Regions from separate parts of the Homo sapiens genome. Here region 1 is linked to region 2. Evidence: read pairs that join two places in POLR2A ChIA-PET (ENCODE). Cell type or tissue: HepG2. All regions are shown on one strand.

Region 1 (5,000 bases), 120 kb after region 2:
GTGAGTTCTCTGGGATTTTCTTTTTGCCTCACGTATCTAAGACTAAATACTGGAAAAACTAGCAACCACACAACACTAAACGGGTACAAAGTCCCAAAACAAGCCTGCTCTCTCTAGCCAAAGAACCAGGAAAGGAGTAGTTTAGCAAAACAGACAACTTTTAAACAATAACCACTCTATTCCAACCAAACACTACAGAAAAAATGGTTGCTCCACTCACACTCATGCCAAGAAAGGACAAATGGGGGGCCTACACTTCTATCCTTGCAATGCCATGACAAGGTCCCCAACACTCTTGCCGGGAGATGTTAGAGAATGCCAAGTAGGGAGCCAGAATTTTCATCCCCAGATCATCCTGTCAGTTGAGACCATGTGGGGAGGCTGGGCTTCCACCCCCACTAAGCAATAACGAACTGCCCCTCCCTCCACTCCTCTGGGGTGATATCAGAGAAGGCCTAGTGGAGAGTCAGGATCTTCATCATCACTCAGTGTGTCACCATCACAGCCACCTGCACTGTGGTACCAGTAGAGACCACATAGGGAGCTGGAACTCCCACTCCCACTCAGCAGAAATGACGAGCCATCTCCTAGGTGTCAACAGAGGTGGAATTGGGAACCTGGACTTCTATCTTCACCTGGTAGCACCCCCACCTTCTGCCAGAGTGGTAAGAGGAAGGCAGCTAAAACAGAAAGCTTAAGCTCTAACACTCATAAGATCATATAAGAGCCAGGAAAATCTCAAACTGAATTAAAGAAGATAATCAAATAGATGCCAATACCCAGATGGCAGACATGTTAGAATTACCTGACAATGATTTTAAAGCAGCCATGATAAAAATGCTTCAATGAGTACTTCTGAATGTTCACAGTTGAAACAAATGAGAAATTAGAAGGCTTCATCAACAACACAGAACATCTCAGCAAAGAAAAAGAATATACAGTATAAAGAAGAACCAAATGAAAATGTAGAACTGAAAAATGTAACTGAAATAAAAATCTCAGTGGATGAGCTCAATGAAGGGGACAGAAGAAAGAATCAGTGAAGGAAAAGAAATTACCACTTAGAAATAGAAATGGAAATTACCCAAACTGAATAATAGAAAATAACTTAAAAAATAATCAGAACTGCAGGTACCTGTGGAACTACAACAAAAGTCCTAATATTCATGTTATCAGAGTCCCAGAAGGAGAAGAGAAAGAGATTGTGACTGAAAAAATACTTGAACATTCTTGAAATAACATTATAGAAATGGAGAATAGCTTTGTGGTTGACAAAAGTTACGGAGGGTAGGGTGGGATGGAATGGGTATGGCTCACAGAGCAGCATGAAGAATTCTTGTGGTGAGGGGAATATTCTGTATCTTGACTGTATCAATGTCAATATGCTGCTTGTGATATTTTACTATAAAGATGTTACCACTGGGGAAAACTGAGTAGAGGATACAATGGGATCTCTCTGTATTGTTTCTACAGCTGCAGGTGAACTTAGAATTATCTTAAAACAAGTTTAATTTTAATAAGACATTGTATACGTGTATCAAAATAACTTATGTACCTCATAAATATACACATCTACTATGTGTCCATAAAAATTAAAAATTAAAAGAAAATATATTAAATAAAAAAAATTTTAAAAGAAAGAAAACCAACTCTGTGGGTAACGTCTCACCTATCAGTTCCTATTTGTGTTTTCTCTCTTCGATATAATACTGCCCAATTGCCCTTCAGGTAGAATGTGCTAATGTACACTCCCACAAGCAGTGTTTTGCTATAACTTCATAAACGTGGGGTATAATTTATTTTTTGATATTGAAAATTTAATATCGTCAAGTTTATAGGTAGACTTTCTGTAATTATAAGGAAACCAAGAAACCACTTAAAATAATCTATCTTAAGCTGGTTCAATAATTTCTGTGATATTATTTAATTTCAAATGAAGTTATTCATGAGCAATTATTGATCAATATGAAAACAAAAGAAAAACATTTCATCAACTAATTCAGCAGCTTCAGGTGTGGAGAAAGAATCCCCATGAAAAAGAAGTGAAAGTTAGTCTTCTGTGGATTCTTACTTTTCAAGGCATGTAAAGCTACAGGTAAAAATTGATTATGTGATTCATTTAAAGAATATAAGACTGAGAAAAACAGTTCAGGCCTTTCTACCTGAGTGTAAATACTGCAAGATATCTGAATAAAATTTAACAGTTATAAATTTTTTTCTTCCACTGGTTCCTGAAAAAAAAAATAAAGTAATACCCCAACCCTCTTGTTTGTGTTCAGCCTGACAGTATTTAAATGAGTGTCCTCATAAAGACAGTCAGGCTGTGAAATATTAATATTAGTTTAACACTATGTCTTCCCTATTTAAAAAAAAAAAAAAACTTTCCAGCAATAAACAGTATGGTGATACCATCTAAGTTGCCAAAAAAGGAAAGCTGAAATCCAAACAATGTTTCTTTGATCAAGTCAAACATTTGCTCTGCTAAGGAAAAAAAAAAAAAAAAAAAAAAAAGACTTCAAACAGATATTTCCCGCCTGTCATCTGAGAAACTTTTAAAATTAAATTATCAAATATTGTTAAGCAACAAAGGGAGTAGCTACAGGATCTACATTAAGTAATTTATAGTAAGGCGAGGCATTTTAGGTCTATGACTCACTCAAATGACTGGTTAACATTTCTAATGGAACATAAACATGGTCCATAAACATATTTCTAATGGACCATAAACATGGCTCACTTTATATGTAAGCAACATGGAGAGAAATACACTAGGTCAAATTTTAGTAAATTTGTTTACTACTCATACAAGTAAGTAAAATTTGACTTAACATAAAATGTTGATAATCTTGGCATCCATAATTGTATTTGGGGAAATACTTTAATAGCATCAGAGGAGCCGAACCACCAACTCTAGCTACTGTAACTTCTGTTTATAGTTGAATTAGCCTTTCAGGAATTTTCTAAAAGTTAGTGCAAGACATTTTAAGTAGCTACATCTAAATATGCCTGAAAAACACTCTCTAAAACAGTAACAGCCAGCATCCTACTGAGCACATTGTTCTAAGTGCTTAACATGCAATACCTCCTTTAATCCTGACAGCTGTATCATGTATTACCATTAACTCCATTTCCAGCTTAGAAAAATGAGGTAAAGGGAAGTTAACTAACTTACCAAAGACTACTCAGGTAGTAAATGCTGAGCCTGAGATTCTAACGAAGGTGGTCTGACTTCTAGACTGCCAAATATCACAACAGTCAATACACAATAGGTTTTAATAGAGGTTTAAGGCAAAGTGATAAGCAAACCTTAACCTCAAGGACATCCTTTTCACTCCCTTCCCCTTACTGGGGATCTTATCACTTTCTTTTGATTAGCATTTCCTTCCACTTTGCTTGTCTTTATTTATAACACAAGACATATTTTCCCATCCACAACACCTGGAGGGTCTGAACAAATCTCATTTCCGTAGGAGATGTTTCCTTCTGGTCCTTTAAAAGAAATAAACAGGTGATATTTTTCTCCAGGCTGATTCCTAATGACCCAATGAGTTGTTTGCATTAACTGCACCCAAACCACCAATCCAAGGGCCTTTCTAACAGGGTTATTATGGGGCCCACTTACATAAGCCAAGCAATTAGAACTGCTGAAGAAAGCTTGGGATTCCCAGACCCAGTAAGATATACATATTTTAGCAACTACTGACAGTTGTACATTATAAGAAGCAAAGGATGATGAATTGCTCTGAGGCTTAAAGAATCAAGGTAGTCTGAATTCAGAACCCAAGTCTGTACATTTTTCAAGTAAAAGTGCCTTTCTCCATTTCCACAAAGCTTGTAGAAAGAAAGCAACAAAGATATGCTACTCTGCGTAGGTTTAAAATGCAAAAATATGTACAGTTTATAACTCAGATAATGGCATGTATTGTAAAAGGGAGGCAGTTCAGCTCAACATCATTATTTACTAAGCTGCCTTGTCCCATTCAGATTCTTCCTAAAAGTAATGAATGGGCCCAACTACTTTAAAAAATAATACCCTTTTTAGAATATCAATGCCCGCAAATCTAGAGTCAGATTTGGGGGACTGGTGGGTGGTATCAGTGAATGTACAAGTTCTTACTCATTCACCCATTACTGAGGTTTTTCAATTATTTCTCAAATAATAACAAATACGGCCTTCACACCTATGTTATGAAAGTTCAATAGCGTATCTTTTCAAAACTGTTATTGTGATATAGGATTAACAAGAAAATCTAACCCTGTCAAATCAAAACTTTTTAAAAACCTAAATTTATACAAAGTGGTTACAAAGTATGTGCTAATGAGAAGGTATCTGTATGTTCCCTTCTGTTCTCCCTTCAAACTTTTAAGTCTTTTCCATGTTTTTCTTGACATCTTCCATGCTGATGATTAGAAGTCAATACATTCTGCGATTGTGGCTTGACAGTTCACAAAGTGCTTATGCTTTTGTTAAATTTCAAAAAGCAGGTTGACATTATAAAAGAGGTATATCTGTATATATGCAACCTTAAAACTGGGAAAAAATATGAAGTATCTTAAGAGATATTTCTGCTCAGAAAACAGAACACCTAGTCATTGAAAATCTAATTTAACTCTCCCTGATTTAACTGGGACAAATCATTAAATCTATAAATTTTAAAATTGTTAAGTATTATTCAAGACACATGTCCTTACCCCATCATGTGTGGCTGTTGGTAGGCTGGGGGCAGGGGTCTGGGGAAAGAGTCACTGTTAATAAAACAAATTGCATATGACTAAAGGTGTGTCTAAAAAGATGAGCTCAGGTCATATCGTGTCCCTATTTCATACAGAGAAGAGACTCAGAATGGTAATTTGTTTAAACAATGCAAAACAGATAGTCCAAAATACGTGGCTAATGTCCAGGTCTAAAGATATGCTTTTTTTAATCACTCCTTTTTATATTTCATGGATGTAGTTATTGGGTAAAACAGAAAACAAACATTTTTATCAAACTGTACTCT
Region 2 (5,000 bases):
ACTGTTGGCTAAGAATTATTTTACAAAACTAAGTTTCATAAATCAAGGGGAAATAAAGTCTTTTTCAGACAAACAAATGCTGAGAGAATTGTCACTACCAGACAAGTCCTACAAGAAATGCTAAAAAGAGTTATAAATCCTGAAATAAAAGGTCCATATGTACCAGAATAGAACCTCTTGAAGCCATAAAACCCACAGGGCCTATATAACAAAAACACAGTGAAGAAAAGAAAGTATCTAGGTAACAATCCACATGATGACTGGAGTAGTACCTCACATCTCAATATTAATATTGCATAAATGGCCTACTTAAAAGATACAGATTGGCAGAATGGATAAAAATCATAAACCAAATATCTATTGTTTTTAAGAGACTCACCTAACATGTAATGATTCATATAAACTCAAGGTAAAGGGATGGAGAAAGATATCCCATGCAAATAGAAGCCAAAAGCAAGCAGTAGTAGCTATTCTTATGTCAGATAAAACAGACTTTAAAAAAAAACAGTAAAAAAAATAGACAAAGTCATTGTATATAATAGAAGGATCAATCCAAAAAGAAGATATTACAACCTTAAATATATGCACACCTAACTCTAAAGCTGCCAGATTCATAAAACAATTACTACTAGACTTAAGAAATGAGATAAAAAGCAACACAATAATACTAGGGGACTTCAACACTCCACTGACAACTCTAGACAGATCATCAAGTCAAAAAGCCAACAAAGAAATAATAGACTTAAACTATATTCTAGAACAAATGAACCTAACAGATATTTACAATTCTACCCAAGACCTGCAGAATATACATTTTTCTCATCAGCATGTGTAACATTTCTCAAGATAGACCATATGATAGGCCACAAAACAAGTTTAATAATTTTTTAAAACTCAAAATCACATCAGGTATCTTCTCAGGCCACAGTGAATAAAACCATAAATCATCTTTAAAAGGAACCTTTAAAACTATACAAATATATGGACATCAAACAATCTGCTTCCAAATGATTTGGGGCTTAACAATAAAATGAAGATGAAAATTTAAAAATTATTTGAAATAAGTGATAATAGCAACACAAATTATCAATAACCCTGGGATACAGCAAAAGCAGTGCTAAGAGGAAAGTTTATAGTGCTAAATGCCTACATCAAAAAGCCTGAAAAATCACAAATTGACAACCTAACATCACACCTTAAGGAACTAGAGAAACAAGAACAAACAAAACCCAAAGCTAGCAGAAGAAAAGAAACAACAAAGATCAGAGAAGAACTGAATGAAGTTAAAACAAAAAAATTCAAAAGATCAATGAAACAAAAAATTGATTCTTTGAAAAGATAAACAAAATTGATAGAGCATTAGCTAGATTAACCAAGAAAAAAAGAGAGAGGATTTAAATAAGCTCAATTAGAAATAAAAATGGAGACATTATAACCAAAACCATAGAAATACAAGAGATCATTCATGACTAGTATGAACACCTCTATAAACACAAACTAGAAAATCTAGAGGAAATGGATAAATTCCTGAAAAAATAAAACTCTTCTAGATTAAATCAGGAAGAAACAGAAATCTTGAACAGACTAATAACAATCAGTGAGATTGAATCAATAAAAAAAAATTGCCAACAAAAATAAAGCCCAGGGCCACATGGATTCACAGTAGAAATCACGCCCCTGCACCCCAACCTGGGTGACAGGGTAAGACCCCATCTCACAAAAAAAAAAAAAAAAAAAAAAAAAAAAAAGAATGAATCTAATTCAGAGAATGAAGTAAATGATATGATCCCAATAAGCACCTACTTTTTAAAATTAAAAGTGATAATTTTATTATGTGTGTTGATCCTAAATAAATGCAATTTGACAGTGCTATGTTGACGTGATTATAAAACTACTTTGTTTTTTGAAAGATTGAGGAATCCTTTGGTTTTATTATCATTGTCATTAAAATAGCAAAATAATTGAAACATTTTGCCTTTCATAGCTAAAACACCTTTCATTTTCTTGAGGGCTTTTTTCCCCTTCATTCATAACTGTTCATCATTTCTTTTTCTTAGCTTAATCTTCTTTGAGGCACACATTCCATTTAACCATTAAGTGGAATTACCATCCTACCAAATAATTTCTGTCCTCTCAATCTTGTTCTTAACAAGATATAAAATGTACATTTTTCTAGAACCCAACCTGATCATGAGATTATTGTTACTGAGGGCTCACAGGAAGGTCATAGTAAAGGCCAATTAAATGTTGATCTGTGAGGTTTGTGGGGAAAGGGATTCCAAGTTATGTCTTCTTCCCCCTGACTTTGTTTCTCCTAGCTCATATTCCTAGGACATTTTTTACTCTAATGGGCCTCGTCCTGTTGATGTCTTCCCCAGTTCCTAAACCCAATCATAAAGGAGCAAGCAAACATTGTAGCTTCAGATTCTCCCCTTCTTTCCACTCACCAATTCCTCTTTCCAGGATATTAGGGAATTGTAAAATGTTCCTCTCTGTCTCTAGCAACATTTTTTGCTTAAAGTCTATTTCATTTCATCTTTGTATAGATACTTGAGCTCTCTTATGATACTTGAGCTCTCTTATGATACTTCAGCTTTTATGTTTGCATGGTGTGTGTGTGTGTGTGTGTGTGTATTTATCTGTAGTATAATAAAAAATAAATACTTGATCTTTGATCCTCTACTCTTGGCACAAATCTCCTAAAACCTTTGGAATTTACTGGCTTTGCATCTGGATAAGATGACTCATGGTAGTGGGCAGCAGTGGGCTGCGTAGATATTCAGGTTAGGGGCTGGTCACCAGATAAACCAATCATGTAATTAGAGGGTTGCAACTTGCAGCCCCACCCCCTGACCTCCAGTGCTGGGATTCACTCAGGATGCTGGCAGAAATATTAAAGGGAAATATTAGGGAAAGTTATAGGGAATAGTCACAAACCTTTTTGGAAGGCCGAAAGGTTACATAGCTTGTAATAACTGAACAGGCTGAAGGCAGCTGGTTCTTACCTTAGAGCATTATGTCATAGGGTAAATACTAGAGATAACAGAGTCTTCCCCAGTTAATTTTGTTTACTCTACCTCCATTAACTAACCTTTGAGCCAGATAGCCCTCTCGGGGTGGGGGGTGGGGGAGGTCGACCAGGGATATTGCCCCCTAATGGTATTTACTTTAGACTGCGGTACCTGAACTTTAATCATTCATAAAACTACTCTCTTAACCATGTTAATTATTCACAAGAGTGTTGACTCAGAGCTTCTGTTGTTAATTCTATACTAAATAAATGCCTGGAGTGCAAGCTGCTCAGGGCCGGCCGCAGTGACAAACCTCTCTTGGTGTGCAGGCGGTCGGACACTCAGCAGGACTGGCAAAACAGAATATCTGTGTGTCAGTGTACGTTTTATTCATCTGTCGTTGGGTCAGGGTCTGAAGGCAGACCCCCGCAGCTAATGCCCTTTTGTGGGGAGCAATGTCTCACTCCAGGGAAGACAGAGGGACTAGAGACTGAATTCAATCACCAATGGCCAATGATTTCATCAATCATGACTATGAATGAAACCTCCAAAAAAGAAAAAAAAAACAAAACCCCTAGATGATGAAGTTCAGAGAGCTTCCAAGTTTGAATACATCTGCATGCTAGAAGGGTGATGCACCCTGACTCCATGAGGGCAGTGGCTCCTGTGCAGGGATATCATCCTGAAGTACCTGGGCAGCCCACTCCTGCCCACTACCATGAGTCATCTTATTCGGACACAAAGCCAGTAATAGTAAGTAGAGTGCTTTTCTGAGTCCTGAAGGCTGTTCTAGCAAATAATTGAACCTGAGAGACGGTGGGAAGCCCCAAACTTGTCAACTGGGAAGGAGTTTCAGTGACCTGAGAATCCCACTCGCAGCTGGCATCTAAACTGAAAGTGATCTTCCGGGACTAAGTCCTTTAACTTGTGGGATCTGACACTAACTCCAGGTAGATAGTATCAGAATAGGATCGAATTTTGGGGCACCCAGTTGGCGTCAGAGAGTTGGAGAATTGATGTGGGGAAATGATACATATGCAGTGCTGGGGAAAAAAAACAAACTATACACCATCCTTTAATTTTCAACCTATTTTTAGATTGGAATCTAAAGTGTTTCTTACAGACAGCAAAGAGTTGGATCTTGTTTTTTTGTCATTATGACAATCTCTACCTTTTGATTGGATTGTTTCATTCCTTCACATTTAATATTATTATTGATATAGTTGGATTTGCATCCCATTTTACTTTTTAGTTTGTCTCATGTCTTTTTTGTTTCTCTATTTTTTATTTACTGTGTTCTTTTTGTATTAAGTGGGTAATTTTTCTGGTGTATTATTTTAATTTCTTTAATGACTTTTAGATTATATTTTTGAGTTATTTTATTAGCATTCACTAGAGGAATTACAATATATACCTTAATTTATTAGATTCTACTTTAGATTATTACTGTCCTCTTCTTTTCTTTCTCTGGATTTGAGTTACCATAATGCCATTTTCTTACTCCAGTATAGTTTCTTTCTCTCCTTGTGTCAAATATATTGTCAAATATATTATGCCTCTATATGTTATAGGACCAACAATATAATTTCATAGATCTTATGAAATTATATTGCAACTTTTAAATCAGTTAGAGAAAAAAAGAAGAAATATGTAATTATACTTTTTTATAGCTACCTATATAATTACATTTACCAGTCCTTGAGTTTTTCATGTGAATTCAAATTACTCTCCAATTTAATCTTCTTTCAGCCTCAAAAACTTCCTTGTAGGTCTTGGAAGTATTTCTGCTATAAATAAATTTTCTCTGTTTCTGTTAATCTGGGGATTTGTTTCATTTTTAAAAGATAGTTTTGGTTTTTTTTTTGCTTCAGCAGATTGAATATGTTACCCCCTTCTCTTCTGAAATTCACTGTTTCTGACAAAAAGTCAGCTGTTAATCTTATCACTTGTATGTGATAAGTCATTTTTCTTTTGCTACTTTTAATATTA

The links. ChIA-PET counts read pairs that join two places held together with the same protein. Peaks named below come from ENCODE experiments on the same cell type or tissue, not always from the same donor. Only the 100,000 strongest peaks of a DNase experiment are listed, where the experiment ranks them.
Region 1: POLR2A ChIA-PET joins it to region 2 with 10 read pairs; 2 of 35 experiments call an interaction of 5 or more read pairs at or near these places.

The regions. Positions count from the first base shown.
Region 1 is chr6:56,519,115-56,524,114 of GRCh38, forward strand. All of the region lies in intron 69 of DST (dystonin), which reads right to left. Among named protein-coding and RNA genes, the nearest start is that of COL21A1, 270 kb to the left of the region's middle. In HepG2, no CTCF peak of the experiment used is centred here; a DNase peak (open chromatin) is centred at 2,477.
Region 2 is chr6:56,396,699-56,401,698 of GRCh38, forward strand. No RefSeq gene overlaps it. Among named protein-coding and RNA genes, the nearest start is that of COL21A1, 150 kb to the left of the region's middle. In HepG2, no CTCF peak of the experiment used is centred here; DNase peaks (open chromatin) are centred at 2,773, 3,123 and 3,743; H3K4me3 peaks cover 2,501 bases.